2 separate regions of the Homo sapiens genome follow, and region 2 is linked to region 1. Evidence: chromatin contacts called from ENCODE Hi-C or POLR2A ChIA-PET data. All regions are on one chromosome and are shown on one strand. Each heading gives the region's core, a stretch centred on a gene start or an enhancer-like site at or near the end of the contact. The rest is flanking DNA. Distances are from core to core; before and after follow the strand shown. Region 1 overlaps LOC105372666 (a long non-coding RNA gene). Region 2 has its middle 16 kb from the start of BCAS1-AS1.

The links. A loop is a pair of places that touch in the nucleus more often than their neighbours do. ChIA-PET counts read pairs that join two places held with the same protein, here RNA polymerase II (POLR2A). Pooled maps may share reads with other maps.
Region 2: a loop to region 1 is called in a map of endothelial cell of umbilical vein, with 7 times the contacts of the local background. The contact joins two enhancer-like sites. A Hi-C loop is called at or near these places in 1 of 168 maps with a recorded cell type or tissue (endothelial cell of umbilical vein) and 1 of 50 pooled maps. POLR2A ChIA-PET finds 5 or more read pairs at or near these places in 1 of 52 experiments (AG04450).

Annotation. Positions count from the first base shown.
Region 1 is chr20:52,491,547-52,495,327 of GRCh38, reverse strand. All of the region lies in intron 4 of LOC105372666 (a long non-coding RNA gene), which reads right to left. The region is part of intron 1 of LOC124904931 (a long non-coding RNA gene); the gene reads left to right. Among named protein-coding and RNA genes, the nearest start is that of LINC01524, 130 kb to the left of the region's middle. Within about 2 kb of position 2,000, at least 6 of the 41 ENCODE cell types and tissues checked have a DNase peak (open chromatin) inside an H3K27ac peak, as active enhancers do; they include endothelial cell of umbilical vein, where a contact is called at or near this core.
Region 2 is chr20:53,897,822-53,901,462 of GRCh38, reverse strand. No RefSeq gene overlaps it. Among named protein-coding and RNA genes, the nearest start is that of BCAS1-AS1, 16 kb to the left of the region's middle. Within about 2 kb of position 1,627, at least 19 of the 41 ENCODE cell types and tissues checked have a DNase peak (open chromatin) inside an H3K27ac peak, as active enhancers do; they include endothelial cell of umbilical vein, where a contact is called at or near this core.

The DNA.
Region 1 (3,781 bases), core at 751-3,250:
CATTACTGTTCATTTAACCACAAAGAGGGCTCCATTCCTAAAATAACTTTCCATCCACCCATCCAACATATGGTCATCAAGTCTGGAAAGACCTGAAGTGAGGAGATGTAGGTGGCCTGGGGGAAACTAGCCCAGTAATAATTATAACAACTCAATCATAATGATTATAATAACTAAAATAATATGTATTCAATACCTATTAGTAGGGATTGTACTAAGCACATTTATTTCATTGAGTCCTGAAAACAACCCTATGATGGGGGGATTATCATTATCCCTATTTTCCAGTTAAAAGACTGGAGGCATAAAGAGGCTAAATTACTTGCCCAAGGTCACCCAAGGAGTAAGAAGACAAGCTGGGATTTGAACTTAGACAGCAGATCTCCAAACCTACCCTTTTAACTATTTCATGACATTTTCTGGGCATTCATATATCTCATCAATTCATGTCTGCTGGAAAAAAAGAAAAACACTGAACCCGTTAAGTGATAAAGCCATAGAAAATAGGTTTCATTATGGAAATTGTCCTATGGAGAGAATGCTACAACCAAAGTAATAAACAACACCCAATAATACATGTACAACTTGATGTGGCTGGAAATGTAACTACACCAGTATTGAATTATCCCCAAATTTGAATTATAGAGGCGTAACTCAAATTACCCCCCTTGCCTGGTACCTAGCCCGAAAGACATATTTTTTTAATAAACATTTTGTGCTGCCTTGCCTCCTCATGCTGCACGCTGCCGTGTAAAAGCCACAGCCTTCCTAACGTGATTCATCAGAAAAATCAAGGGGGAAAAGAGTCGTGATCTGATATACTGAGCACTCTTAAATTACACAGCAGCCACTTCCCATATAGTGCAGGAGAAGACAGAAATGCGATGACTAAGTACGTCTCAGCCTGTCACGTCCGTGAACCAGGGAGTGGGGTAGTTCACTGAATCATGTTCTGGTAGCTCTGCATATCCATCGAGACACGAGGTAGCCAAGCCGGCTTGCCCGAGATGAAAGTCTGAGTAATTCAGAGGAGGCTGTAATTCTTTATAAAAAATACACTAAGTAGTTTTGTTGACTCCTACATGACATTTCCAAGGTGGCTGGGAAACCAGACCATTTGTTACACAGAATCTAGATCAATACAGTGTGTGGAAGAAGATGAGCAATGTTAAAAAAAAAATTTATTTAATTGAACAGGGGCTGAATAATTCCACACCTTACACATCTCCAATTTTATGTTTTAAATTTGAGATTGAGAAGGATACAGCAATACAGCAATACAGCAATACGGCAAAACACCAGAATCCTATTTCTCTTCTTAGATATGATTTTAAAAAGAGAACGCTTTTGTCTCATTTGAAAAACCAAAATATACTAAGAAAACAGTTGATTGCTTTTATCCTTTTCTTAAATTTTTTTTTAAAGTGACTGTCCTCACCGTCACTCTGACAGGAGTCTGAAAAATTAACACATCACTAAGACCATGTGAGATTTAACTTTTGATACACAACAAAGCGGGTTACTGCTGTGCTGGCTATTCTTAACCCACCTTGTGAGTGTACTTTTTTTATTGCTTTATACAGCATATCTGATTCCCTCTAAAGCACCAACTAAAAAATCTATCCAGCTGTCATTTGCTGCCTGGTAACATCTATCATCACTCAGCCTGGCAAGTCTAGTCTATGAGGCAGAGGGGAGAGGAGACAGGAGGCAGAGTCAAGGACTGTCACGTGGGATGGGAAAAAAAACTTGTCACAATTATTTATGACTCCTGCTCAGGCACATAATAGGATACATAAGCCTCTGTTTCGGTTTCAAGCACCTTCGCAAGGCTGCTCCCTTGTCGAAGCTGGGCGCAGGCAGCTCTACTTTACACACACAATTTCCTGAACAATGCCGGGCACTTGTGAAGTGACAGTGACAAATTTGGGAGTTGGTGGCTGTAGCTCTATGGGCTGTTAGGAGCAGGCGGGTGTCAGTAATCAGGAGAACTACCACGTGAAGCCCCAATGCCTCCACTCCCCAATTCCTTTCTCATGAAAGACTTCCTTCCTCTCCTTGCTTTCAACTGCCAGGACGCCTGTTTGGGGAATAGGAAATGGTGCATTCCAGCTTGTATTTTATTAGTCTAAGCCATATTTATCCTACTCAAGGAGGAGGAGGCTTCTGTGCTCATTTGTTTCTTCCCCTACCCGTCCCCAAACACACAGAGCAAGAAAACAGTTCCAAGCTTTCATCTGTAAGCATCCTCTGCGTTCACGCCCACTAAATATCCATGTTGCTGAACAATTGGTTCAATTAATTGTCTGCCTCTGGATGTATTCGCAAAAGCAAGTGCTGGATTAGAGGGTAATTTTTATCCAGTTCTGGAATCTCAGTCCTGCCACGAAGCCCTTGGCTTCAGTAGCCTCATAAGGGTCTAACTTTTGGCTCTTTGGAGAAACCTAAAGGAAACTCCATCAACATTCTCTATACCCGACAGACCATGGCAAACAGAAAGGCTGAGCCTGCAACGTTTAAGATAATTAAACACAAGATGAAGGTCCGGCCCAATAAGTGACTCTTGCACACGTTGTGACTCTAGCATGGCCCAACATTAACCGAGGTGCCCACAGAGTCCTCAGGCACCCTGGCATTACCTGCTCAGACTCTGCTGAAGAGAAATGGCAAAGACCTTAATTAAAGATAAGAGGAGCACGATGGCCTGTACATACTCTGGAAGCCAAATCAGAAATTAATGTAAGGAAGAAGAAAATCTGTGAATAAAAGCACCCAGAAACATCAGTATTATTCCAATTATCTGTTTAGAATTTAGTAAGCTGAAAAATCAGCCACCTTCATTTAGAAATATCACAGGAGGCCATAAGAAAATGTCCTTGTTTCACTGAATTAGTCCCAACCTATCATACATAGTGCATGAGAATGAAAATTTGATGATGTAATTACTACCAAATAATACCATATTGTGGGTGGAATTCTGCATACTACTGTCTTAAGACTAGAAGGGTATCTGTGTGAATTCAAGAAATGAAGCCCATAGGGATCATCCAGGAATCACGATCTGCCCAGGAATCATTTCTCTTGTGTCACATCCTCTCCTCTCTGCTGTCATCGCTCCTTCCCTATCTCCATCTTCTGGGGAATTGCAAAGTTGAATTCCACGGGCAGCCTTGTGCCTGCCTGTGTCTTGTCTACAAAGTGACCTGCTTTCACATGTTGAATTTAAATGTCTTTAGGGTGAATATGGATTCTCTAGATCACTAAAGACTTCATCATTGTCTCTTCTTTTTTTTAACTGTTATACTCTGCCTTTTCTTTTTCTAATTTTTATTTATTTATATATTTATTTACTTATTTATTATACCTTAAGTTCTGGGATACATGTGCAGAACATGCAGGTTTGTTACATAGGTATACACACATGCCATGGTGGTTTGCTGCACCCATCAACGTGTCATCCACATTAAGTATTTCTCCTAATGCTATCCCTACCCCAGCCCCCCACCCGCCGACAGGCCCCAGTGTGTGATGTTCCCCTCCCTGTGTCCATGTGTTCTCATTGTTCAACCCCCACTTATGAGTGAGAACATGTGGTGTTTGGTTTTCTGTATCTGTGTTAGTTTGCTGAGAATGATGGTTTCCAGCTTCATCCATGTCCCTGCAAAGGACATGAACTCATCCTTTTTATGGCTGCATAGTATTCCATGTTGTATATGTGCCACATTTCTTTATCCAGTCTATCATTGATGGGCATTTGGGTTGGTTCCAAGTCTTTGCTATT
Region 2 (3,641 bases), core at 378-2,877, 1.4 Mb before region 1:
TTCACAAGATCTTGCCCAGTTTATTTTTTTAATCTGTAATAATGAGCATAACAGTTCAGCAATGGAATACTCACTCCAACAAAATCTCCAGATCTTTACATCCTGAGTCTGCGAGGGCTGGACACATGCCCTTGCTAATTATCAACCTTCTGAAACAGCTCAAGACATGGGATTAAAAACTGCTGTGGAATTTGAACTCACGGACATTCATCTGAGTCAGCTACTCTGAACTCGCATCTACTATAAGGACCTGAGCATTTCCTTCTCCCGTTTCCTCAGGACCTGCTCGGGGGTGTTCAGGGGAAGGTTGTCACAAACATACTTGCAATAAAAATAATCAAACAAATGGAGAGCATGTCTATTTCCGGAATTAGATTCTTTTGATAGTGAAGGAATCAAATGGGATAAGGGGCAGGGAGAAGTCAGGTAAGTCCAATATTACTATGTCCACATGCTTAAATTTCACTCCTCGGGGGCTTATTGTCCCTAACAATGGCCCTTTTAGCTATGGAATACGGGGAATGACTAACCTTTTTCTAGCCTGTCAGTGAGAACTACCACTATATATTGGTAAGTATTTCCGTACAAAATTCACTTGGAAAGGATATTGTTTCAAGCCTGGACAAAGCTCATATTGTCATGTTCCAGTTCCAGTTATTTTAGGCAAGGAAGGGGAATTTCCACTGCTCCCTACAATCAGTTTTGAGCACTTAGCTCTGAGTAATAACTTCCTTGTAATCTGTCAGAGCCCAAGTTATTTAACAGAGGAAAGAAAAAATCCCCTGATACTATGCATGAAATTCTTAGCCAAGCAAGCCACTTTAAGAATACATCAATTAGCTCAGGCAGGAGTAAAGACGTGACCTCATCCAATGGAGAGAATGCAAGCAACTTGATTCTAAAAGGAAGAAATGAAATGAGTCAATGCAAATTCCCAGATAGGATACAAAACTAAGAGTCATTTAATGTCAGTGTTGATGATAATAGTAGCTCCCATTCATAGCATACTTATCATAGGCCAAGCACTAGCCCATCCAAACCCCTTATTGCCCTGGTCCTATTAAAACTATTTAAGTTTTATTTTCAAGAGTCAACTAATGTATGCTAAATAAATAATAGTACAGGTGGCAACAGATATGGCAAAAATCCAAAGTAATATGCAAATGACAACTGGGAAACATTAACTGAACAATACCATTTCTATAAATACATAACAAATACACCATCATAACAAAGAAAGTAAATAAAATTACCGTGTATTGAAATTGGAGTTTAATTAAGTGCCAGCCATTTTATAAGCATTAACTCTAAGCCTCACAAAAGCCCTAAGAATTGGGAAGTATTGCTATTCCCATTTTACAGACATGGAAAATAAGGCTTATATTGCTAAGTCATTGGTTCAAGGTCACATGGCTAAAGTGGCAGAGCTGGGATTCAATCCCACTCTCGCCAGATGCCAGAACCCAGGCAGATGTTACTGTGGCATTATTGGCACTTGTGTCAAGCCCGGTGAGGGATTTCAGCAACCCTCAGTCTGGATGGTACCACACACTCCTCCAGGCAAAGGAAACGCCCACAGGCCACTGAAAAAAGAAGCCACTTCCTGTCCCTGCAAAGAGAGAACATCACCATCCTTGAGTCAGGTTCCTCACCATCTCTGGGCTCAGCCTCTCAGCTAAACAATTTATCTTTGGAGTGACAGGTGATGACTTAGTCACCCTGGCTCTGCCCTTCTCCCGTTTCCTATAAACCAGCTGTGTTTCACGGGTGATTTAGAGCATAACCACAGAACACATAGGCTTTTATGGAACAAGCAATAATTGGGCACTGCAGAGAAGCTGTCATGCCCCCCTCACCCATCCCCCCACCCCATTGGCAGAGCTAACAGCTCCCAGCTGCTCTCATTCAGCAGCACAGAAGCCAATTCACCTGGGAGATTATCTCCTCACTCTTAATGAGGCCAGCCTACAGCCAGTAACTGACTGTTCCAGGCCATGAAAGGCCAGCGCCTTTGCTTCAACATGAGCTAATGCTGGGGTGCAGTATCTGCTCCCGATACACGCAATGTATATCCCCAAGGCATCAGGCTGAAGCTAGACTCCAGTTCACAAAAACCTCTGCTTCGCTCCTTCTCCCACCGTGTCCTGCTTCCTTGGTTCCCACTCCCATGGGAGCCTTCCCTCACTAAACCACTGCCCCCAACCCCCATCCCCAGTGCTGCTTTCAAACCCAAAACACCACCCACCATGTGCCACCATGATGGGTACTGGAGACGTGTGTTAACTAAGTGGGATTTTTGAACTTCAGGAGCTCATACTAGTGAAGGAAACAGTTACATAAACCCAATAGAATAGGGTAAGAACTATAATAAAATGTGCATTCTTTTTACTCTTTCTCTTATTTTAGTACCTCTGTGCACCCAGGCCTATGATAAGCATTATTCAGACATTGTTCCATTTGATTCTGAGAACAAACCCATGAGGGAGGCACTGCAATTAACCCTTTTCATGGACAAAAAAAAACCCCAAGTGTTCACAAAGGTTAATTAACTAGCCGTTAAGTGTAGAGATGGTACTTGAACCCATTCTCTTTAAATTTCCTCGCTCTTTTACAGGGCGTCTTTCCCGCTTCTTGAGATCAGCCGTCAGCAAACCATGCTCCCTAGGCACTGCCTGTTTCTGCAAATAAAGTTTTATTAAAACACAGCCACACACATTATTTACCCATGTCTATGACTGCATTTAGTCTACGAAGGCAGAGGTGAGCGGTTGACACAGAGCCTGGAGGGTCTGCAAAGCTGAAAATATCTACGTCTCCCTTTTTATGGCTACAGGAGTAGCCAGCCCTCCTCTATTTGATGAGCTTCTGTTCTTCTTCAGCCTCAGAAAAAGAGAAACCAGGAATTTTCTTCCGTCCAAATCGAGGTTCTCCATCAACTGCTGCCTATAGTGGAGCCTGTGCTCCCTTTGCCCTGAGTCTGGGAGAACCTTACTCATTCACTAAGCTCCGGTGCAGCACTTGCTGGAGGACAAATTCACATTATCTGATTGGCCTGTGTTCCTCTTGCTGTTTCACCTACCGACACGTTAAAAGGAATTCTATCATTTCCTCAACGGATTATTCCTGTCGAGAACCACAACAAGGAAGCTTCCTCTTGAGATTTCAGCCTGGAATCCTCATTGTTCAAAGATATGCCATTACCTTTTAAATCATCCCCCGAGAAGTTCCTCTTCTAGCCTTTTATTTATGGAATTTCAATGCTTGGAAATGGTGATCACCTCCTCCCAGGGTTTTCTGCCACATGGCTTTCATACTTGAGCTCTTTTCATCTTTTCCCGTAAGTTAATCACTTCTTAATTGTGTTCTGTTGCCCAGTCTTTGAACTGTTGTCCAATCTGTTTGCATGCTGGGGTGATTACAATACAATGAGTATCATGAGCCTGACTGAGTCCATCCAGGACCAAATGGCCAGCTGAGAATAGCCAACAGGCTATTCTGTTTCTGAAGGCTTCTTCCTGTCACCAGAATGTTCTGGATGTGTTATTCATAGCTTGAACTAGCTCTGTTTTTGTTTTTTATTTTGGGGGGTTTTTGGGGTTTTTTGTTGTTGTTGTTGAGGCGGAGTCTCACTCTGTCACCAG